2 separate regions of the Mus musculus genome follow, and region 2 is linked to region 1. A link is a loop called in an ENCODE intact Hi-C map of the cell type or tissue named here. Cell type or tissue: left cerebral cortex. All regions are shown on one strand. Each heading gives the region's core, and the rest is flanking DNA. Links, peaks and the distances in the headings are about the cores only.

Region 1 (12,424 bases), core at 1,784-9,783:
TAATAATTAGAAATTTGGTTATCCTTGGCCATAACGTGGATGACTTGACCTTCTTTATTTTATGAAATAACCCTAATAGGTTGAGCAGCAGCTAGCACAGCACTCAGGTGGGAGGTGCAGTTTCTCTTAGTGCACGATACACAACTGTATATAATGTGCTCACAAAAAGATAAAGTTTTCATCCATTCCGTTCCTTTAGAAAAATACACTGACTCCATTTTGGTGATAAAGGCAAGGAGGAGCTTGGTCTGTTCATACCTGAGTCTGACAGGGTTCCCACGTGCCTGTGACCAGATGCAGAGCTTGCTCTTCTTGCTCAGGTGTGTCTGCAACGGAACAAAGTGATGGGGGTTTCCCCCCATGATTCTCTTGCCCTGGGTTGACATGGAACCAGGTCCTCCCTCAGTAACCTTGAGGTCCTTCCCTCACGGCACATGTGATCTTCCCTTTTCTGGACTCATATTTCTAATTTTACAGTCTTGGCTTGGGGGTATGACATCATCCCTGGAGGTCAAGAACACCTTATGTTCACAAAAGACCCTTTGCCATGGCGGGTGGCTTACCCTCTCTAGGCGTGGGAAGAGAACACATACGTGCTTGGTTTAATCTTCACGATTTCTGCTGTGTGGACGTTTTCCAGGAATGCTTGTGGTGTGTGTGCGCCGGGTCCAGTAACTAGAATCACCTGCTGGGGGGAGGGGGCAGTTAGGTTTATCCGACCAAAGTTCAGGTTCTCAAAGGGAAAGTCCAGTCCCCAGCGTCTCTCCCGCTCTCCAGGTCCGCCGGGGTTTGTGCCAGGATCCCGCCTTAGAGGTAATGTGCTGGGTGACTCTGCCGGGCTGGCAGGAAAGTACTGAGTCGGTCACTCAGCCTTGGCAGGAAGGGCATCACAAGGAGAATCTGGAAAGGGCAGTGGATCAGGGCAGTGGGAACCATAGACTTTGACCTGGAAATTCCAGGCGGGGGGATAATGAGCGCAGCAGGCTGGCAGGCGTGTGCTTCCCTAGCGCATTGTCTGGACTTTCCTTACGCACTGTGCACCGGGGCTGGGGGCGGGGGCCCTGGGCTCAGACTTTTTTATTTTTTTTCTCTTGCGTTTTCCTCCCATACAAGAGCAGGCCTGTGGGAGGCAGGGCACCACTGAGGTTGTTGATACCTTTGTAATTTTGTCTAAATAAAGTCAAGAATTAAGAGCAGAGGAAGTGTGTGTGTGTGTGTGTGTGTGTGTGCGCACGCGCGCGTGCGTGCGCACATGCACATCTGTAATTTCAGCATCTGGGAGGCTGAGGCTGGAGGCTAGCAGTGAATTCAAGGTTGCATAGAGACTTCCCTGGCCAGCTTGGGCTACAGAGTGGGACCCTGTCTTAAAAGACCGTGTAAGAAAATGAACAGGAGGAGGTGCAAGGAAGACCACAGACCCCCGAGAGCTAATGTACATACGTACAAGGGTCTTGTGGGATTTCCTTTTGTTTTGGAACCATTGTGGCCGTGAATGGGTTTGCCCAATCGCTTCTCTCCAGTGGCTTATTCTTTAGAGGGCTTTTGGCTTTTCCGGCGGTTACTGGGAAGGTGAAGGGGTGCTTTTTGCAGAGGCAGCATCTGAGAGTGTAGTCGGAGGCCTTGGATTAGGCAGGGTGCTCTCAATGCCTCCCATCCTGGACTAGACGGAGATACCCCTGGACCTCAGTGCCTCCAACTGCACCTTAGCAATCCCAGGAATTCCTGTGGGTTGGACAGCTCCATGAGAACCTGTGTCAAAAGCACCGCTGAGGTACTGAGGAGACTCTTGCTTCTTCCTTTCCTTCCTCCCCTGTGTTCCCAGGGTGCTGGGTCCAGACTCTTAGATACAGGACAGGGCTTGTGTGCTCTGGGCCTTTGGATTTCTTTAAACAGAATTCTGTGTTTCCTGGCTTTGTGCCTTTGCACAGCTGGACCACGGAGGCCCATCTGCCCGGTATGGAGCTAAATGACCATTCTTCCATGGTCCTGGCCTCAATGCAAGCCCCAGAGGTTTTGTTTAGAAAGTTGGGTTTTTTTCTGTTACATGACAGGCACAGTTGCTGGAGATGAAGCAGGATCTGTTAGGGGCTAAAGTCTGGGCAGGCACCCAGATGCCTCTGTGCTGGCTTCTTTTCCTCCAGCCACCAGCCATGGAGGGGACTCTCCCAGAAACCTCACAGGAAGTGGTTCGCAGAAAATGCTCTCTGCATGCCAGGAGCCTCTGTTCAGATTCATGTCCCTGCTGCGTGTTGGGAGTGTTTAAGACATCTTTTGTTGTTGTTGTTGTTGCTGCTGCTGCTGCTGCTGTGGTTGCTGCTGCTGTTGTTACCAGCAACAGGCTTCTGCTTTCAAAGTGTCTTAAACTGAGCAGCTTGTGTCTTCTGTCCTGTGAACACAAGGTTCTACGTGATCTATGGAGGACACCTGAGGACTAGGAAGGTTGGGGCAGAAGATAGGGCAACACGTCCTTGAGTCTGGGGGCAAAAGGAGGCAAAACCAAAGTTTTCTTTAGAGAATTCAAAATTATGCAACAGCCATGCCTTTGGCCAAACTCTCTGGCTAAGGCACCCATCTCTAGCAGGATGTGATGGGTAGGAGGGGCCTTAAGCCAGCAGTCCTCTGTGTGTGTGTGTGTGTGTGTGTGTGTGTGTGTGTGTGTGTGTCTTTGAGGAGGGAGGAGAATGGCTTTCCTAATCCCCAGCTGTAAGCTTTGCTGGCGGAACATTGAGACCTTAAGACAAGTTCTGGGAATTTGAGAAAAGAAAAAAAAAACAAAACTGTCTGCCATTTTTAGTTATTGCAGCAAAATATACACTACAAAACCTTTACTGTTTGAGTCACTTTTAATGCAGCTCATTGGCCTTGGCTATCTTCCCACTGTTTCTCAGTCCCCTCACCATCACCTGTCTCCAGAGCTCTGCACACTTTAGGATGTGGGACCTTCAGTGCCCAGTTCTGGGCCTGCCCTTAGTGGACAGAATATAACGATAAGGTTGCAGAAGAAGGGTGGGGTCTGCTGGAGTGTCCCTGACCTGAGTCCACGTGGAATCTACAGGCAGGTTGTGGACAGCATAGTGGCTACAGGTGCAACCCCACCCAGGGTGAAGAGACTTTGCTCTTTGTCTTGGTTACTGAAAACTATGGCTAACCCTCTAGTACAACCAGAGTAATACCAAAAGCTGGAACAACTAGACAATTATTACCCGAGATATATCGACTGGTAACACCAGGCTTAAGACACAGAAGGGAAAAGAGATTGTTTTTTCAAAAAATATTCAAAGTATATTTTATCATCTAAATGTAATTTTTAGAAAAACTGCCCATCTCATTGTGGCTTGCAGGATCTATTTGTTTGACTCAAGCTGACTAACCACACAGTGGTAGCAAAGGTTCTACAGAACTTTCTAGATGTTAATATGTTCTGTATAAAAGCTTTGCATAAAAATGAACCTCAGTGGAACCCGGTGATTTAAGGATGTAAATGAGAGGGGTGTAAATGAAGCGGTGGTTTTCTTTTTCTTTTTCTTTTTTCTTTTTTAAATGGCTCCAGTTAAAGACCAGGGAACTGGGCTTAGCTCTGTTTCCAGGCAAACTATAGTTTAAAGTTGGAGCCATTTGACTGAAAAGCTATTCTACTTCATATTTACTTTCATAATAAATTATGAATGACTTAGCTCTGGTAAATATTTTTCTTAACTTCCCTTGGAAATGACAGGCTTTCAGACGCAACAACAAGGTTCTACAGTTACATAGCATTCTGTTGGTGAATGAAAGCCGGTCCCGGTGGGTGCTACTGAGAGTCAGTGTGGGTTTCTTATGTCTTGGGAGGAGCAGTCTGTCCTGGGGTCCCCAGGGACATATGGTCTGGCAAGGACCTCACTGTGCAGCTGATTGAGGAAGCCCTACAGGTACCACATAGGCACCATCCACCACAGAGCCACAGTCACTGTGGAGCACAACAGAGAAACCACAGCTTTGACCGAAGGCAGTTGCTTCTCGGCTGTGGTTTCCCTCGTTTTTTTTTTTTTTTTTTTTTTCGTCTGACCATAAATGTGCAATGTTTTAGGTAGCTCTTTTGAAAGTGCCATTTATGGTCTACACAGTAGCAGTTGGGGTGTACCAACCATTACTGTCCATATACTTAGGAGGGTTTTCGCTTCACACTGCTCACGCTGGCTTGTCCCCAGGAAGCACATCACATAGAAGTCTTCCAGATGGAACGCCTGCCGCTTATCAAATGCCCCGACGGCGCTCCACTGTCTTGGTGCGTGTTGGTGATCCGGCTGCACTTATTACATGCACTTTCTGTTTACATTTTGTCTGAGTTTTCAAGCACAATTTTAAGGACACAAATCAGGTGATGTTTCCAAGGGCTGCATTTCATTTTAGCGGTTGTCATATGTAAAGGGTGCAAAGTCTTCCATTTCCAAATTGAAAAACCGATTGAAGGTGAGCCCTGGCAGAAGGATCTCTCTTACATTCTCCTCTCTGGGTGGGATTAATCTAGATTCGTTCTCCAAAACATGTCCCATGCCAGACAAGCAAGGTGAAAGTCCTCCGTGGCTGCACACGAGGACATTTCGTAGTCTCACTGGGTTTGGTTAGTAACAGTTCCTGAACCAAGACCTGCTTGTATATAAAGAGATTTGAGCAGCCCTCTGCTGTCCTCAGGATTTTCCATCCCAGAGCAGGACACTCAGAATGGCAGCGTCACTCTCCACATGCACAGATCACCACTACTATATACTCCTGGCTATTCCTCTCTGAGGTTCTCAGCCTCTGATTGGACCACACATTCGGTTTGTAACACTTCTTCTTCCTGTTGGGATGTCCTCATTTGCTACCCTAGATTCTGGCTTGGAGCTGTGACCCTGCAATCTCCATGAGCCATATACAGGTGCCCTGTGGCCACACACGGTCATCCACAAACGACATTAGCCTCTGCCTTCTTTTCAGCGATCCCGTGTTACGAGGCAGTGATTGGCCCTGGAAGTATTAGTTTCAAACACATTCTTCTCCTCCCTCTTGATAGGAGGGAAAGGACTGCTGTCCTCTGTCTCCCACAGAACAGGGAACAATTTGTGGCTTTCCCCTCTCTATCCTCATTTGTAGGTCTGGCTCTTGTTGGATTTCTGGTTGGAAGGATGGACTGGGATGGCACTTGGGAATTAGAACAGAATCAGTATTACTCCATGCATGAAAGTCTGTATTTTCCCTTCTGTAGATAAACGTAATCATACATTAAATAAGCCTTAACAATGAGGAGAGCATGAGCCACTCTGTATGGCAAGCAGAATGAAAAATTGTCACATGGATTTGATGACAGTGTAAACAGTAGTTAACAATAGAATTACTGAATAAGAGGATGGAACCCTCTATCATCTGTTGTGAAATAGGATGTACCAAAGCTTCTGTTGGTTTCTCTTTCTTGCTTCCCCTCCACTCTGTCTACACGAGAGTAGAAAATGGCACACTATCAGCAGTGGTTTAAAATATTTAATTGTTCAGTGAAAGATGGTGGGGTACTCCAGCAACTGGCTTCGCCTCGGGTCAGTCATTCCTGAACTATCTCCCTAGTCACGTAGGCTTCTTTCTTTCCTCCTTTTCATTTAGCTACAAACTAAGGCTCCCTAAAGGCTCAGCCAGTGGAATGCGGAAGGATAAATAATCCATTGTTTCTGCGCACTCACATCGTGTGGGAAGAGAACCCTTCTGCTCTGTTGCTGCTATCTGTGGTCTCTGAGAGAAAGGTGTTGAAAGATGGCCCTGATGATGGGCAGTCTTTACTCTGTACAGAGCGGTAGGGTGTATATGATGTGCTTGGTGCAGAGTCAAACCAGAGCGTGTGCTTGGAATGGTTCCTGTAGTGTAGGAATGCACAGAGAGTGCGCTGGGTCAGAGAGATAGTGAAAGGCATCAGGAATTCCCCAAGAGCTCCCAGATTCCACACGTAGCCCATTGGGGACCTCTCTGAAGGTACAGTGTGGAAAAGATGGTGGGATTTGACCTGAGGGTCAGATGTAAGAAGTGGTAGTAGGTGATTGAATTCAGAGGCTGAGGCAGGATAAGAAGATAGGACTGGGGAGGAGGGAAAGAGGAGGACTGAGAGGAGGGGGAAAGGAGAAGGACAGAAACAAGCTTGGTCGTCATCTCCAAGATGGAGGAGATAGCTCTCCTCCACTTCTTCATGCCTGGCTGTGTAACATTAGTCTTTCTTAAGGACAACTGGGAAACCATCATGGCCTGACTTGTGTTGATAGTCTTTGCGAGGTCAATGGCTATAATATTGGGAGGGGAAGAGGAAGTGTTCTGACCTCGTGGACCAGTGAGAACAGCATGCAGGGATGCGGAAGGTAGGCGGCCATGTAGTGAAGGATGAGTTCTGTCTGAAAGTAGGGACTTTGCTGAGCCCACCTCGATGTCCCTGGCTGGTGACTCAGAGTCACGGGAACCATCTCTCTAGGTCATCTCCTCCGTGGGTCCCTGTGGGAATACATGCTCACCAACTCATCACGAATGTTGCTGTCCAATGGCCACCGTCACATGACAGCTAATTATAGCCTCATCTGTCTGCAGCTGGAGAAAGACTTAATACTCTGGAGACGAGGCACTGGACTTCATTATGTGTTCCCTATGGGGTGTCCTCTTCCCCAGCAAGAACATTTGATGCCCGCCCCCATCCAGTGGGAGGGAAGAAAAGCAATGAGAATGAGTCACCAGAGTTGCATGATGGGAGGAAAATAGGACCAGAAGTGTGGTCACATGTTGGTTCGACTCGAAGCCAAGCCGACACCCTCGCCTCCGCAGCCTGTGGTGTTGGTGGGAGCCCACATGGGTTCTGCAACTTGGTCTCAAATGAGAAGCAGATGGGTCATGAATTGTGCTGGCAAAGCCTTAGTCATATTATTGGGGGTGCAGAGAAGGAGGAGAGAGGAGCCGAACATTAGGATTTCAACTGGCTTGCTAATTTTTAATTTTATGTTTTGCCAAGAATGTATCAACACTTGTAGTTGTTTTCAAACTGGGGCAGAGTTATTTTGTAAGTTTACAGGGTAGTAATGGTTGTTCTGTGTCTGTATTCCATTATCAAAAGAGACAGAAATGATATTTTCCTGAACTAAATTCTCCTCTCAGCTGAATGAAGATAAAGAAGGGTTTCACATCTCCTGGGGAGTTCTTTCTGTCTTTAAAAAAAAAAAAAGCAAAACAAAGTTATAAAATAATGATATAAGTGTAGGTGATGGCGGGTATGAGCCCCTTAGCCTGCGGGGACAATATTTTTACCTTTGAATCAACCAGGCTTATTTTTGGAAGTCCAAAAATGCTGTGCAAAAGTCAGTTTTTGGTTTGTTTTGGGGACAGAGAGCTCTGGGCTTCACACAGGCTTAGCGCCCACTAGTAGCCTATACTCCTGCCCCCCTTACTTTTTATTTTGAGACAGGGTCTCCCTAAATTGTTTAGCTTGATCTTGAGCTCACTGTTGACCCACGTGGACTCTGAATGTGGAATCCCTCTGCCTCAGCCTCCCAATTAACTGGTACTACAGGCCTGTGCCATCAAAGCTGACTCAAACCTAATCTTTTAAGCAGTTATTATTTAGGCGGTGATATTTGACCCCATATTGTGATCTCTACTTAGTTATGTTAATTTTCTAATTCTATATAGTTGAGGAGACATTCTATGGATATTTCCAGTTTTGTACAGGGTTGCATCCCCTGACCATAGCACCCATAGCACATGAAAGGGCGGCTCACCATTCTTCCTTCATTGGTGTGTGCTTTTAATTCTGCTCTGGTAGCCCTGAAATGCATGTTTCCCCATTCACATATTTCTTTGGTTGGGTAAGTAATTATTCTGAAGACCCCTGAGGAAGCGCCATGACAGGAAGTGCAGTGGACTAGCGACATCCTTAGGAAAGTATTTTGACATTTTTCACAGGATAGGAAATGTGAAAACAAATCTGAAAGATAAGCCGTCGAGGCTTTGCAGAGCTCCACATGTCCCTATTTGGAGGGATGGGAAACATAAAAACTGTTCAAGCGGATGTTTGGTGCCCATCCCCATCAGCAGCAAGGGAATTTCAGAAATGCAAGGACATCCTGTGTGCTCCTTCCAAGCCTGACTCTGATAGCACACATGTCATGGTTAGGGAATCTGTAGGGCAGATCACCTCTGCATGGTGGCATGTGCTCTGCCTCGCTCACACAGTGCTCTGGCACAGCAAGCATCTTGTCACTGGCCTGTCACATGGCGTCTGGTGATGTCTTCCGTTCAGGGACAACCTGGAAGAGTCTTCATCTCACTGAAGGCCATTGACCTCTATCTATGTCCCCTACCTTCTTTGGCAGGAACACTGTGCACTGTGAAGTTGTCAACCTACCATAGTTTACTTATGCCAGCATGGCTGATGGGTCTACTTTCTGGAAACCTTGATGGGAGTGTTTTGCTAATACAGGTCGTTTTAACCTGTCCCGAGAGGTTTGCAGAGACAGAGAATATAAAAGGTATTTGAACTGGGGATTATTCCCTAGGGCCTTCTGCATTCCTTCAATATTGTGCCTTCTGCTTCTGTTTAATGTGGCCTCGGCTATTGGAACATTGTCTGTGCCCATGTCTGAAAGGGGACTGGAGGCAGTACTGGTTACACTCTTGTTACTATGAGCAAATACACCACAGGAAGCAACTGAAAGAGAAGAAGGGTGTACCCTGGCTCACACTTTGAGAGATGGTCCACCATGGAGAAAGCATGGGAGCAGGTGGCTCCTTAGTGCCAGAGGCGTGCCGGTGGGGCACTTTGCTTCACATTTTGGTGGAACAAGAAATACAGAGAAAGAAGTTTAGCTGAGCTATCAAGCCTCATGACCCACCCCAGTGACCCACTTCCTTCATTATGGCCCTGATGCCTAAAGGCTCCACACCCTACCAACATAGTGTCACCAACTGGAGACCATGTATTCAAATACTTGAGCCCAAGGGAGAGGCCATTCAAACCACAACACAGGACTTGGGGAGTGTGCTCTCCTGCCTGCTTCCACGTAGAGATCTTTGCATGCTCCCACTTCTGACTGCAATGATGGGTCGAGTAGGGAGTGGCGAACAGGACTTTCAGAAGAGACGTGGTTTTCATTCAGTTCCCTCCAGTTCTGGAAACGTAATTGTTTTTTGTTTCGAGCTTGAAAGCCCTCTGTGGTGCCTTCCCCTGTGTAGTTGGGTTCTTCACTCTCTAGTCTGTGGATGGTCGACTTCTGTGAGAGAGACTAAGTCTCATATGGCTTGTCCTTTGAGGTTACGAGGCCACATTCCAGGGCCCCAAGTGGGCAGCGTTCCTGACCCACTTCCTCTTGCCTGAATCTCATGGGAAGCAAGAACAGGACTTAGCTAATCCAATTGACCCTAGGAGGGGAAGGGACTGTGCAGTTCACAGAATGTTCCAGTTCCTCCCGTTCTAGAATCTGAAACAGATGGGGCTGGGAGCTGGTGGGCGTGGCCCAGTGTGCTCCAGACAGGGAGAAGAATGAGCAGGCCTTGTAAAGTCCTTCAGATCCGGAGCCAAGGGGGCACCACTGGGTTCACCAATGGCATACATCTTTCCATTTTGCTGAGGGGCCTCAGGAAGTCAGGAAGTTGTGTTTGTGACACAACTCTTCTCATGTGAAGTCCCCAACTTAACCTCAAACCTATGCAAGCCATAAAGTCCTAGCAGGTCACCATGTGCGGAAACAACTGTGAACAAAGACTCGTGTTTTAATTAGTTATTTCGGATGTAAATGTCAGACCTGACTGGACAGGGTCTCAGGGTCTTAGCTCTGATGGTTTTACCTCTGTGCCCTGGACTATAGCAGAACAAGCCCCTGTGTTGGGGAGAAATCCAGCAAGGGCCACTTTATAAAAATGGAAATCATGAGGGATCCAAATAGAGACATTTCAGCCTTAATCCTACTTGACAAAGTGAACACATCACAGGACCTGTGGCTGTTTTTCTAAAACATGATGTTTGTTTCCAATCAAGTCATTTACAGAAGATTCAAGGCCAACCAGAATAGGACATAGGATGCGTGGTCTCCAACGCTTCTCTCGGTCAGGTTGGTGGTCTTTTTCCTGTAAGGCCAGCACCAGGAAAGCTGAGCAGAGCATTTAGAGTTCGAGGCCAGCCTGACTTATATAACGAGACCCTGTCTCCACTTCCTGCCTCCAAACATTTTTTTCTGCTTTTTTTTAAACTTTCTGAAAAAGCAAATCATAATTTATATGCTATTTGAATAGTCAACTCATCTGAATTGCTTTCTGGAGACCAGCACTTGGTAATAAGATTTCCTGCTTGCCTAAAAAATGAAAAAGATTTCCTTCGTCAATGAAGATATCCGTGTTGGCTCTAGGATTGGACATCTTTGTGTCTAGGCTGTAGGAAGAGGGGGCTCTCTATCTCTTTGGTTCTGGATTCTGTCAAGAGTTTCTTAAGACCTGGAGTAGGTCCCAGGCAAGATGCCTACTAGTAACCCTCCCCTCTGGGCTTCTGTATTGTAGGCCTTGGGCTTCACTGTCTCTGCCCAGGATGGGGATTGCAGTGTCTACTGAGCTTGTAGAATCCCCTGAGGGACATAGGAACAACTCTGGGAAATTGGTCAGAAGGCTTCCTGCAGGTGACTGGAATTGTGCTTCTTAGATGGCAGAAGCTTCAGAAAATCCCAGCCTCGCTACGCAGCAGTCTTTAGCTAAGGAGCTCCCCTTGGCTTTCACAGAGAAATCTAGCAACCCGAGGCTGTTGTTGAGTCTCTGCTAAATGTGGGCGATTGGGAGCCATTTCTCACACAGACCCTGCAGCTCCTGGAGTCTCTTGTTGGGCTAGTTTCTCTGAGTGAAATCAATGGGGGAAGGGTGAGGCCCTGTGCAAGTTAACGAGTGGGCTAGACTGCCCTGGCTTCAAAGCAGCAGGTTTAGGGAATGGCAGACACTAAGGAGGAGGATGGCCTTCCACCTGGGGGACTTGCACTTGCCTACCTTCTGGTGTTCATGACTCCATAGAAGGGATGGACTCAGCAATGGGTGGACATGCCACTAGTTATTAATTAGTAACCTCCTTTCTCAGTGTGGGCTTTCCTATCCAGGTACTTTTGATAAAACAGCCTGAACCAGCTTCGTGGCAAGCTCAGGTTGTGGTTAAAGGCACAGGGTATCTCCTGATATCAACATTTCATGGGGTCCAGGTAGTCAGAGGTGGGGACAGTTAAGTCAGTTTAAGTCTGCTGAGGTCCCTCGGAGTTTTTCTCTGTGTGTTCTAGAAGGTCCTTCTTCAGCTCAGGCTAAAGCCTTTGGCCCTGCTGGTGACTGGAACTCACATTCAGAAGCAGGCGGAGCACAGGGAGGTGCCTGACATTTGAAATGTCAGGAGGACTATGAGAACGCAGGCTGAAATGTCTGGGTTGTGAGTCAGAGAGAGGAACAGACCTGACCACTGGGCTTTACTTGGCTGTCAAGTGTCCCCATCTACAAAATATACAATTAAGAACAGCTCACCGTCCTGGAGGCACTTGTTGGGCTCCAATATAAAATAAGTGTCTCCAGATGGGGTTGTTTTGGGCAGAGGATCTCCATGGTGATGCTGCTTGGAGGATGCTGTTAAAAATACAGGCTTCTCGTGAGCCAGGGACCATTATTAGCACACGTTTATTTTGAAGGAACCGTTACCACCTGAAGCAGACTATGGGTCTGAATTTTATTTCCGAGCTGACACGGCGCCTCTAATAAAGCTTGCTAAATGGTTCACCCTGTGTCCTCTCCTCCCTTTCAACACCACATCGCCGTCTATAACGGTTTAAAACTTGGATTCTACCAAGCGCTTTGCAAAGTGCGGCGTGCGTGTCTCATTCTGTGCTTGTTTTTTCTCCTCTTGGCCACTTTACATACCGGAAGCTGGGTTGGGTCCAGATTTCAATCTTGTCTTAGCATGTTGTGTTAAACCTCCATTTTGTGTCCGTACCTGAGAGGCTGGGATGCTTTTTACATGTGACCGTTGCTAGGTTCTCACTGTGCGTTTGAAGAAGTTCCTCTATAGCTCTTGCTGATGTCTGTTAGCAGACAGCAAATGCGGTTTGTAATAGCTTTCTTTAGATGAATATCCAAGCTTCCATTTAATGTAAACACTTGAGCATAAAAGTCCGCTCCTCCCTGATTCTTTCTCTAGTCTTTTGCAAAGTTTTAAGTCCTTGGAAACACAAGCAAAGCCCATTGCATGGAGCCCTGGTTCTCTTGTGAACTTAGGTGTGAAACCCTTAAATCAGAGTTGAGCCTATTGTTTGCCTTGCAACACTGTTCACACAATCCCTAGGTGAGTCTGTTTCCAACAGACAAAGGACAGCCAGCTTTGTAACATGTATCATTGTATCACTGAGTCCAAGGCCTTGAACCCTAAGACCCAGGGATTTTT
Region 2 (12,424 bases), core at 1,981-9,980, 140 kb before region 1:
TGCCACACACTGCCATCCCAGAGTAAGGGAGGCAGAAATGGGAGCATTGCCAGGGGTTGAAGGCTGGCTTGGGAGACATGGTGAGGCTGTGCATATGTGCACGCGCACCTGTGTCTCTACACAGCAGTGTGCCCAGTGCTCCACCTGTGAAGGACGGCATACCTTAGTGTGGGCATGCACTTTTTCTCTCTCCTACCTATCAGACAGTGGGCATTTTGGATGTTTCTATAAAACAAAATGGCTCTTATGTATAATGCCATTCCACACACAGTGCATATACTTGAGAAGGCCCAGGGCTGCAGTCCCTTTCTGCAGCCTGGAATGGAACCTCTGGGTCCAGTGATAACTTTATGTCTAACTTACATAGTGGCTTGCGCTATCTCAGTCCAACAGGTTAAAGTTTTCAAAAGCACATCTTAGGAAAAAAAAAAAGCCGATAGTGTGTGTGAACGATGTTTGGCTCGCCTCAGGCACCGGCACCTGGCAGCTGCAAGGTAACCCTAGCCAGCAGGGGGCGCTCTTCTCTCACCTTGAATCCTGGGAACCCAGGGATACCGTGCAGGCCTGGGTCTCCTTGGTCGCCTTTCTTTCCGAGCTCCCCATTGACACCGGGAAAACCTTTGGGTCCTGGCAGTCCCGGAAGACCCCCGATGACCTGGCCACATTGGCAGTCTCCAGCTTCACCTGTCGTGATTAGGACAGGGTTGCATGCGTTAAGCTGGGCTTGGACTAGCAGGGGTAGAGGACAGGTGGAGGGGCTGGTGGGAGAAGACACTGAGTGCTGTGATTAAAGGCGTGCGCTGCCACGCCTGGCTTTAGAGTGCCTTTTATGCTGCATATACGTGCTGAGGTCACGGGTAGTCCTCATCCAGACATAAGGTGTTTCATAGGACTTGTACACAGCCCGAAGTTAACTTTACCCACAAGTTTTGGTGTGGCCACTTTGGCTGCGGCCCAGCGAGTGATGCCAGCTGTGGGATTCCCCACTTGCTGTGCCATATTGGCATATTGGTTCTCAGAGAGTTTCAGATTCTGTAGCATTTCAGATTTCAGATCAGACTGCCCATCCTTTACCCTCAGAGAAGTGAATGAAGGGTGGGGGCGGGGTCAACTTGCAAGAGGAGGTGACATGGGGGCTAGGTTGGGGTCACCATCCTGACCTTCCCACCCTGCAGTCCTCACCTTTCCATCCTTTCTGCCCTCGTGTTCCTGGGAAACCTGAAGGTCCCGGGTAGCCCACTCTCCCTTCTGATCCTTTCAGGCCAAACAGGAAGCCTACGGAAAAACACACAGGACAAAAGCATTTGTGAGAGTCGGCCAGATCAGTCAGGTCCAGTGCAGCCTCTCAGCCAAGTCTACCCCAGCTCCTTGCATCTCCAGACCCACACCAGCACCTCCAAGACAGAAGCTTGGACAGCCATGTGGCCATGGTCCCTCAGGATGGAACAGAGACCAGAGCCTGCAAATTTAGCTTTTCTACCAATGTATCGAGACCAATGTCTTTGCTTTTGAGGAACGTTCAGTCCAAACGAAGAATTTGACTTTTCAGCCATGTTGCTGATGGCCGCGCATCTCTGCTCAGCCTCAGAGAATGTCCCCCAAGGTGTGTGTGTGGGGGGGTGGGGGGGTTGGTGTGGGATTAAGATAAACTCAGCTCTCCCTCTGTCCCCTTTCTGGAGTGCATGCCCATCTCTTCTCAGACCTCCCCATTTCTCCTTTCTCCTGCACACATGAACACACATGTAAACCTGCAAACATGGGGGTCCTGGAAACTAACTGGAATTCTCCTAATTGGTACTGGGCATGGTTGACCTCACTAAATGACCTTGGCCCCAATATTCCTCTTCTAGGTTCACTTTTTTTTTCACTAAAGGTCAGAGTTATTAGTCACTACAGTGCCCCAATAATTGCACATATGTATATCAATTGACCAGATGAGACTCCACTAAGACCTCACAATTCTTAGAGGCCTTTGGGAAGACTGCCATCTGGTGGTGGATCCAAGGCTGCGTATCCAGGCGAGATTGGCTGTGCTGCAGGGTAGCTGAGTACCTCTGGACTCCTTTGCTTCTCATTGTCTTACTCTGTAGCCCAGGCTGGCCCCAAACTTATGGTGACTCTCTGGTCTCAGCCTCCCAGGTGTCAGGATGACAGGTATGAGCCACCAAGCCTTATTGCTGCTAAATCTAGTAGTGGTCATAGCTCCATCGAATACCCCAGGACAAGGTAGGTGCTTGTGGCTACACAGGAAAGGATAAGGAGGCAGTGACTTCAAAGGCATGGGATGGTTTGGGAGCGCCTAGGGAAGCAGAGATTTGTAGAAGAGACCAGCGGGCATTGTTCTGTGTAATCTGATCTGGCCTCACATCTAACACAGTCTCTCACTCACTCATTCATCCACCACAAGCCAGCTCCTGAGCCACGCCAGGCAGCAGGCCAGGAGCTGTGTTGGCACTGGGAAGCTGGCCTGCCTCGAGCTGACAGCTGAGATGCAGGGACACAGCTAACACGCTCAGCAAACAAATGTGAAGTTTCAGATTCTAGCTAGCACCGTGAGAGGGAAGCTGGGAGCAGCTGATTTAGAATGGGTGGTGTCCAGGGGGGTCTTCTGAGGAAGTGGCATGGACTGTGGCTGACAGAGGGAGCTGGCCAGGCGGGGAGCTGAAGGGCTCTCCAGAAATGGAACGGAGGGACCAAATGGCCCCTTAACAGTATGGAGCCATGACCAGGGAGTGTGTAAAGGGTACACGGAGGAGTGTTGTCATGGAGGAGGGGAGAAGACCCTCTTGGGCTTTTATTCCTAAGGGCAACGGGAGTCCTGAAGTGTTTTAAGGAGAGAGACTGCACCACACACTGTGAGTCCAGTGTGGAGAGTGAGGTGCCCAGAGACTCCTGGCTCAAGTACAGACGCTATGGAGGAATAGTGGTACCAGGGAATGTGTGGGTCAAAGAGGAGAGTGACAGCGTGGAGATCTGCAGCTCCGCTCTGGGCATTCTTGAGACCCAGTGCTGCTGATTCTAGTGAGAAGTTTCATGGCTGTAGCTCAGAGTACAGAGGAGGAATGGTGATGTTTTCACAGGGCTGCGTTCCCACTGGAGAGGAGAGGAGAGAAGAGGGGAAGAGAGGAGAGGAGAAAGGAGGGGAGGAGAGGAGAGGAAAGGAGAGGGGAGGGAAGGGAAGGGGAGGGGAGGGGAGGAGAGGAGAGGAGAGGGGAAGAGAGGAGAGGAGAGAGACAGAGAGACAGAGACAGGCAGAGAGAGACAAAGAGAGAGAGGTGGGGGAGGGAGGGAGAGAGAGAAGCAGTTAGAGAGGGAGAAGGAGAGGGAGAAGGAGAGGGAGAGGGAGAGGGAGAGGGAGAGGGGGCCACTGAGAAGTCCTACAAAGTATCCAGAGATAGGAATAGTGGACAGGTACTATGGAGCCGAGGAAAGCCTTTCCGCACAGGCACTGCCTATGTGCCCGTGGAACCCCTCCAGGAGATGCTTAGGTTTGGGTTGGGCTCTAGCCTAAACTGTCAAGCCCTCCTGACAGACAGAGAGAAAAGCAGACCGTAAATAGAAGGATTATCACCTGGACTCTATGAACACTTAAAACTAGAGACCTGTCACCAAGGACAAAATTGCCATTTAAAACCTGCACCAAGGACAAAGAGAGATGTCTTTCTTGGGAGTTAGTAAGGCCTTTATGAAGGCACAGTTGAGCCGTGTAGATTCGACCTCTGTCTCTCCCCTGGGTTGTTTTCTTCTACGTAATTCATTCATAATTTTAAATACATTTTTTGGGACGTGGGAGATCTCAGCATGACTTCCACGAAGAAGCCAATAGCTGATTCAGTCAGCTGTACTAGAAATGGCGCCAGCAGAGCCTTTCACCCCGAAAGACAGCTGGCATCAATGTTCGCTCCGATTCTCTGAATGACTAAGCATTCTGGCTTCCAGCAACCGCAGCACACAAAATAGGACCAAAGGCAGTTTCTGAGAGAAGACTCCAAACGTTTCAGATCTGAGAAAGGCTGAGCAAGGTAGGACTCCTGGTTTCCAGTACTAATTTCAGGGTGGATCCGAACTATGAGCATACTTCAAAAGGCCGTTGGTTGGCTAGTTTTCACTTAAGAGTTTGCTGTAGGAGCAGTTGATTTGGTAACAATGTATCGCACAGAGAAAACAACAATGTGTCTCAAAGAGGAAACAATGCAAGAAGGGCTTAAACTGGATGTCCTAACATTTTTAGTTGATAAACTTCTTACATGAGTCCCTTTTCTGCATACATCCCCTTATCAGCTGGTAATCTACTACAGGTTGCTGTCTAGATCTATTTGCTTCTGTTAGTTTATTTATGTCATTGAAGCTGTAAACCACTTAGTGAGCAAAATTCATCCATGAAGATATTGGATGCTTGTGATAGGATAGAGTGACAGAGACAATGTCCTCATTCATGGTATCGTTTATGTTTTTGACGCATGTGGGGAAAACCCTACAGACACTACACACAGGAAGGACAGGCTCATAGACATTTTTATGGTACACATGTCATCGATAAATATTTTCCTGTCAATATTAACAAATATAAATCATAAAAATTACCTTTAGCATAATAGAAAACATTAAAGATAGCTTTGCTCAGATGCATCATCCAAGAAAATATCAACACTTACTTTTCAAACGAATGTGCTATCTTCCAAAAGAAAGAGAACTGGGCAAGTAGGCTCATGTTAAGTTAAAATGTTACTGTGGGATATGAGCAGAAGCAAAGTGACTGGCTTCCTATGCGTCTGTGTTACAGAAGAATTTCTTTCTATGGAAGAGATGATACTAACAACTTTCCCTCTGGAGATGGTGCAGAGAAGGATTTTCCCAAAGCAATTAAAACAGCCTCTGAACTTGAAGTTTAACTAAACCCCAACACTACCCATGAGCAAATAGGTTGCCCTGCCCCCTGAAAGAACGACTTGAGGAGAGATTGCTGCTGGAGGTGATGTCAGGGAGTTGAAATCATTTTGGAAAGAAGTGGGTCGATGTTACTCCGGAAAGAGAAAATGACCTCATATTTCCTTTCAGTGCCTCAAAAGCCAGTCTTTCCAGCAGATGAAATGTTCCCATGAGGAATTTTTCAACATCTAATGTGTAACTGAATGCTATAGCTGAAGAGACCGGGCTTTGTGGATGACCAGCTCAAAGCTATGGCACACATACCACTCAGTAGATAAGCGTTCTTGATATTAAGGATGGCATGGACCATCACAACCTGAAAATGCTACCCTGGCTGACTCAGGGACCATCCCAGATGCTATGGGGCATCACCCTGGCTAAGTCAGGTGCTGTGGGACAGCAGGCTGGCCAAACCTTCCTCCTCATCTGCCATATATACAGACTCTCTGGGTCTCCTGTGCCCCCTGTCAGTGGCCACCATTCCTTTATGCAGCGATCCTTTCTTGCATCAATAGCTATCTCCTGTGACATTGGCTTTGCAGTGACAGAGAAGTTGACCCAGATTGCCGAAGCAGAGCAGAGGAGCTGTGAGTTAAGGAAGAAGACGCTTGCAGAGACCCAAGCACAGGGATTTCAGCTCACAGTGGGTGCCTTCCTGCTAAGTCACCGCAGCCACAGCTTACCATGCAGGACCTGTGGGACCATTGATTCTCTACAGATGGATGTGATAGCTGTTATGCTAGTTCCTGTGTGGACCCTGGGAATGCCCACCACACCCTCACTCATTAGCCCACTGGATCAACTCAGAACCAGCTTGGTTAGGCTCCAGGTGAACACAGCCACTCACCATCTGGTCCAGGTGGGCCTGCAGGTCCAGGGACTCCTTGGGGACCTGGTCTTCCATCTGCTCCTGGTGGGCCAAGATAGCGTGCAGGGGACCCTGGTTCTCCTGAGAAGCCTTTGGGTCCCATCTCCCCTGGAAGGCCTCTCATTGAATCTGAAATCCAAGAGCATTTTCAGCAGGTGAGTGTCCCCATAGGTAAGGGCTGTGCTGGCTTTCCTGTCACAGAGGGCCTGCCACCAGGAACAAGCATCAGGGTTTAGTTAACAGAAGAAGGCGATGGCCTTGGTACGTTTCTTCACAACTTGTCAACTTTTACAGCTTCCACAATGGCCTGGGATTGTGACCATTTGCTGACATCATTGGATGACACCCCCCCCCCCCCCCCAGTTCTTCCATCTGGGGACCAGATATCACTAATCACCCATTGGGGTCATAATCTAACCTTGCTGGGGTTACTGTTGCATGTGCCCTTCATCTCATCAGAGCTGAGACCACTCCATGAGAAAGACAGATAGAGCCACAGGAAAGCCACGTGGCCAGCAAAGCCTACTACAGGTCCATATCCAGAGACTAGGTATGTTCAGATGCTATGAAACGCCATTACCTTCATCTCCGACGGATGGGCCTGGAGGACCCGCGGTTCCAGGCTCTCCCGGTTCGCCTCGGCTTCCTGGCTCCCCATGAGCACCTTGGAATCCTGGGTCACCTCGGGCACCTGCAACCAAGACAGGTCCCATCAGTTAGAATCAGATCATTGCCTAGGAACAAGCCTGTACCATAGTAGCAAGGGTGCCATCTACAGACCATTTCAGGCATCCAACTTCCCAATAAGTCCAATGTATATACAGAAGAGAGTCAGAGAGCTTTCAAATGCTGAAAATACAGGGGCCCCCAGTTCACAGCCCAGCAGGGTAAGATTCTGTTAAATGTAAGACAATATCGAGGCACAGAAGATACCAAAAAGACACATAGTGGTTTCAGTGATTTCAGCGGACTCAGTGGCATTCTGGCTGCTAAAAACAAGACCCTGTGCATCCCCTAGAAATGAAGACATTCCCCTTGCTCACAGATAGGGTCACACCTGGGTGGTAGTTGAGTGTTGTCAGCCAGAACCAAAGTGACCATTTCTAGTGACTCCTTTTGAAACCTCCAGGGAAGCTGGGCTGTCTCTGAGTCACTTAAAGAACTTGTCTGGAGAGCTTATGACTTTGTTACCGACAGAAGAGGGTCCATGTGAGGCCACGTCATACACTGGAGTGTTTGTACCAACCTTTTGCCAGGGATGGATGGGGCGAGTAGACAGAGGGTCCTGGGGGTCCTTGTTCCCCCCGTTCTCCCTGGGGTGGGGAGAGAAAACACTGTGAGAATAGCCTTGTATATTGCCCAGAAGTGCACAGAATATAGAGTTAGTTTAATAGTGTGGGTTTTCTCACAATCAAACCTGGACTGTCCCCATGGCAACAGCTCTACAATGTGGCAGCAGGGAGTCCCTGCATCCTAACCACCAGACAGACATAAAAAGGAACACCACAGCACGTGAGGATCTCCCCGTGAAGCCCTTGCCGGGGCTATGGATGCCAGAGAGCCTGGGAGACTACAAGGATTCTGCGTCTCAGACCTTCATGGTGCTGACGTCTGAGACATCTGGTTAAGGGGGGAGGCAGCATGGAGACGCTGGGACGCCCAGCACCATCTGCTCTGTGGAGCAGCCTCCTGTAATCTCCAGATACACCCACGCATTTCCCTGATCTCCACAGACATGTCCTCTAGCAGGAAGGGCCACCCACAGGGCCGGGTCCTCTCCTAGCTACCCTGGATCACCTCACCTTGTCTTTCCTCTCAGCCCTTAGGGTTAACCACACAAGCTCTACCCTCCATCAGGAACTGGAGGTCCCTCCCCACCTTGTTGCTACAAAGCCAGCCTCCCGCTGCACTGGGCATGCTGAGGGGGCTGAGCAACCCAGAGCAAGCCCCCTCTAGGGGGATCGTCTCCTCTGACCGTGCTGTCTAAGCCAGGAGCAGGACATCATTATCAGAGTCACCCACCTTGGGTCCTCGAGGTCCACTGGGGCCTTGGAAACCATCCAGGCCTCTGCTTCCCTGGAATAGAGATATGGGAGATGTGAGGTTATTATTTCTAGCTGCAGGGAGGGGGGGCTCCAGAAACCAACCCCATGGCACCTCTACCAGCCCAGCCAATGCAGCCACCAAGAATCCCCTCAATGACCCCACAACTCATGTTCACCTTCCTCATTTCGGATGCACAGATATTTTTCAAGCCCCTCTGCTTGAAGCAGGAGCAACTGTGGCATCGGCCTGCAGGGCCTGTCAAACAGCTTTTCCTTCCCTTGTGCTGCACTTTTTTTTAAATAAGAGATTTACTTTACTTTATGTGTGTGAGCATTTTTCCTGCATGTATGCATGTGTACCATGTGGGTGGCTGGCGCCTATGGATGTCAGAGGAGAGGGTCAGATTCCGGGCTAGAGTTACAGATGGCTCTGAGTGACCAACTGGGCACCGGGAACAGAACCCAGGTCCTCTACAAGAGCAGCAAGAACTCCCAGCCACGGAGACATCCTCCAGCGCGCCCCACCCTCCTAACCTTGCAGTTTTATTTAGTATTTTTCCCTTGGTTGTTAGTGTTGAGGGACTGGGTAACTTGCGCTACGGATGTGCCCATCTGCCCCCATGGGACCGTGTAATGGGACGGCTGCTCCTTCCGTTGCCCACATCAGCATCTGAATGAGCAAGACACTGTGCAGGATTCGTCTCCTCCTGCAGGGTAGCAGCCACATCTGCTCCATGAGCTAAACTCTTCCTTCATAATGAGTTTTGAAAGTCTCCAGTTGCCACCAAACAGAATCCTCAGAGTCTGTTGATTTGGAATTTTCCTTCTCAGTAAAAACAAAAACAAACCCTTAACACTAATTTGGCCTCCAGTTTTCTCCAGTGCAGTGGGTGAGGAAGCTGGACAGACATGTAAGACCTGAGACGTTCATTCTTCTTTCAAAAGATGACACATGGCAAAGCTGCCAGAGCCAAGCCAGGGTTCTAACAACGGGCCTGTCCAGGGGCTTTACAGATCCGCAGGAGCCTACGTGCTGCTTGGTGGACTAAGGTCGGCTGATTTCCCCCCCTTTTGCAGGGCTGTGGCTGACCCTGGTCCTCTCACACGAGGTGGAGTTGAATGTTCAAAACCAGTTGATTTTATGTTGTTTGAGAACCCTAAGCCCTTAAGGACAGTAACTAGCAGAGGCCCTCAGTAGCTCTAGGGAGCTCACCACTAGGGCATATTTACCGCTAGGCTCCCAGGGAACGTCTCAAATGCTCAGCAGGAGGCCCTGCCTCATGGGTTTGGATGTGTTCCCATCTCTGGATCCTAGGTCTTCCCTCACTCAGGCAAAGAACTGGGGCTCATGGAATTCAACTCAGGGGCCTCTGGGGAACGACTTCTCCCCGGATCCGCCTAAGAGGGCCATGGAGCAGGAAGATGCAACATCATGTGACTTAAAGATGATGTCATTACATGCCTGGCTTGTGGTCACAGCCTTGCTGCCTGCTCCTAACTCCCATGTAGCTGGAAAATCACACCTGGTAGCTGTGATTCCTGGAGTCTAAACAGCTCTGTGGCGGTCCAGTGGCCTTGTCACACACAGAGATGGCTTTTTTCCTGTGCCCCACACTCACACTACACAAAGACTGTGGCCAGTGCACGGTCCCCAGGAAACCAGATCTCCATGAGCACACTCTATAGTAAGTCCAGGGTGGGAGAAGCCTCAGCTGTCATTAAACACAGGTTTCCCCCAAACGAGGGGGGAAATAATTGCCTATTTTTCAGAAAATATGATACAACCAAATGCACAAGATATCTTCCTGTTCCCTGCCTGGAGCTATTTACTTTTCTAGGTATCTATGCCTGTGTGTCACCACATGTGCCCCCCTCCCCTCTCTATGTACATGCACACAGGCATGTGAAGAAGGCTCTTTGTTCTTGTAGGGAGGCTGGGGCTTCCCCGGGAGCATGGCCTTCTCTGAGTCCTCCCTCTTTGGCATGCCGCTTTAATGGGTCACCATACGCACGCAGGCAGCTCTTTGGAGCTGCCTTTAAGTTCTGGCCCCCGAGGGCCAGCACATCTGGAAAGCTCGTAGGGAGGCAGCAGCTGGCCATTTGGACAATGTGGTTTGTACTAACATGCAGCGAGATGAGTCATTTGTGTATGTCTGCCTGTTCCCCTATTTTTGCAGTTGGGTAAACTATTTCTTCCTTTGACCCACTTAAGCACAGATGGCTGCTTCTCCCCAAGTTACAGAGAGAAAGCTGGACCTATTATGCTGTACCTAGGTAGCAGCATCGGGGGTGGGGGTGGGCCAGGGGCCAGGGCTTGCCAGTACCATGTGGGTGGCTGGCGCCTATGGATGTCAGAAGAGAGGGTCAGATTCCGGGCTAGAGTTACAGATGGATTCTAGTCTTCATGGGCCTCTAGTTCCAGGGGCAGCTGTGCTGAGCCATGTTTGCAGACGTGATAGCTCCTCTGTTTCAGAGAAGAGTAGGTGACAACGTGCCACCTGCCCACCTCAGCATACATTGACTCTGACTCGGCTGGCCTTTAGGCCTAATGCCTGTCTGTCTGTTAGTTGTCGATACAGAATCTGCTCATTGCTACCCTTAAGCCAGTGGCATTCTGGCCTTGGCTGTGGAGCAGGGGACAGCTCTTGCCTCTGCTGTGTTACTTTCAGGGACACTCTTAGCAAGAACTACCATGATAGGAAGTTGGGTCTAGTTAGTGTGTGGCCTCCAGCCCGAGTTTAGGATCTACAAGGAGAAGGAACAAGAACAGTAGTAATGGCGGTCTCCATTGTACATGGTCAATGCCAGAATCTGGCCTCTAGCTAGAGCCACGGATGTCAGCCATGGCACCAGGAGGCAAGCCTACCTGCTATCCCAAAACAGCCACATAGCTTCTCTGTCTTAGTTCAGCCTCTGGGCTCTTCAGTGTCATGTGGCTACTTGCTGTGGCGATCTGAGCAGGGCTCAGGGGAATCTAGGGTTTTGAGGCTGCTTTTGGCGTACCTGACAGGACAGCCTGGTGGAAACATGAGCCCTGAGCACCCTGTGTGAGCACTCTGGTGCTGACTGGAGCCATGGCTGTATCCTGGGGTGAGTAAATTTGGTGCATGTGTGTACTGCAACCCTGTGGCTTCCTGACATGTTTGGGTGTGTATATATTGAAGTGTGATAACCCCTACATCTCGCCCATTGGATGAAATTCAGGACAGTATGGCAAAAATTTGCTCAGAATTCCTTCGTTGTCAAGTTCAAGTCATGAGCATGCTAGGTCACATGACCCTGGAGGCTTGCACAGATCTAAAGCCAGACCCCAGGACTGTCCACTGTGGGTGACAGGACGGTGCTGGACTCTGCAGTAGATTGGCTGAATTCATGCATACAATGAATGTTGTGAGTTAGTTAATTAGTGATTAATTAGATAAAAGCATTTCTTCGTGTGCTTTCTGCTTCAGCTGGTATTTAGTTGTTGCTGAATCTTGTCTGGACCTGTAAAAAGTTTTTTTCATACACAGTTTCTTTTTCTTTGCCAGACCACAGGAGAAAAGCAACTGGGTTATTATTAAACACAAGCAAGTATCAAAGTATGTGTAGATCTCTAAGAAATAGAGGAGGAACCTCAGTCACCCACTGACAACCTTTTAGTGACAATGACAGGGTGTGAGGCCCAGGGCGGGGAACCTAGTGGCAGAGACCTGGGATGGGTTCTGTGGAGAAAGCAACAGATGGGCGAGGGAAGCTGAGACAGAGGTTAATGCTCCACTAAGGTCTCTGACAGTTGGAACAATCAGTCATGAGCCTGTGGATGCAGGGGACACCCCACGTGAGCTTTGGGGACAAGTGCTGCTTTCTGAGATCCACTGGTTATATATACAAGGTTTCAGTCCCAGAACATTTCGCGGATTAGACTTACTTTCTGTCCTACGACTCCTTTTTCTCCATCAAGGCCAGGAAAACCCTGTGTTGAACAGAAAACACAAGCAATAAAGATTTAGGGCAGGCAACCAAGTTCCAACAACAGTCAAGCAGCCTTGTGCTTTCAAGGTTTGGAAGAGCAGGGGCAGGCGGCCACATTCAACCCCAGGTAGCCAAATCCAGCCCCAAGTGCCGAGGTGGCTGTTGACGCTCATGGCTCTGAAGATGACACCTTCCTTTTACAGATGAGCCTCCCCATGAGAGACGTTTTTATCGGACTCTTTGGGTGTCCAGAAATGAACTTGCATCTTAGATACTTTCCTCAGATTGTTACAAAGATTAGTCAGGCCTCAAACCAGGAGGAACCTCCTGGGCAGGCACAGTGTTTTAAAAACTTCAGCACCAGGGGAACATGGGTTCATGGGTTGTAGCAAACACATCTGAGAGATATCCCTGGTGGTGGATACCTAACTGGCTGGCTGTGCCCAGGGTAGGACCATGGAAATCTCAACATTTTTGCTCAGCTTTTTTGTAAACCTACAGACTGATCTAAAAACAGAAAATCTGTTTAAAAAGCAAAAAGCCAACCAGTCAGACAAACATGGTTATAAAATACGTGGCTCACCCGTATTCCTGGGAACCCCATGATGCCTTCCTCGCCTTTTGAGAT

Evidence for each region. Peaks named below come from ENCODE experiments on the same cell type or tissue, not always from the same donor. Only the 100,000 strongest peaks of a DNase experiment are listed, where the experiment ranks them.
Region 2: it touches region 1 in a loop (6-fold over the local background); 2 of 42 quality-filtered maps call a loop at or near these places.

The regions. Positions count from the first base shown.
Region 1 is chr8:11,268,010-11,280,433 of GRCm38, reverse strand. All of the region lies in intron 1 of Col4a1 (collagen, type IV, alpha 1), which reads left to right. Gm32709 (a long non-coding RNA gene) reads right to left here. Exons shown (of 4, transcript XR_003947506.1): 2 at 564-685; 3 at 259-326. Among named protein-coding and RNA genes, the nearest start is that of Gm32709, 13 kb to the right of the region's middle. In left cerebral cortex, for the core only: no CTCF peak of the experiment used is centred there; DNase peaks (open chromatin) are centred at 2,064, 6,761 and 9,364; H3K27ac peaks cover 2,451 bases.
Region 2 is chr8:11,409,428-11,421,851 of GRCm38, reverse strand. Col4a2 (collagen, type IV, alpha 2) reads right to left here. Exons shown (of 48, transcript NM_009932.4): 15 at 12,380-12,424; 16 at 11,753-11,797; 17 at 7,820-7,873; 18 at 7,044-7,110; 19 at 6,378-6,488; 20 at 5,777-5,926; 21 at 1,183-1,275; 22 at 530-684. Among named protein-coding and RNA genes, the nearest start is that of E230013L22Rik, 62 kb to the left of the region's middle. In left cerebral cortex, for the core only: CTCF peaks have their summits at 1,985 (motif pointing left) and 6,575 (motif pointing left); DNase peaks (open chromatin) are centred at 7,414, 8,195, 9,254, 9,951 and 4 more places; H3K27ac peaks cover 3,471 bases.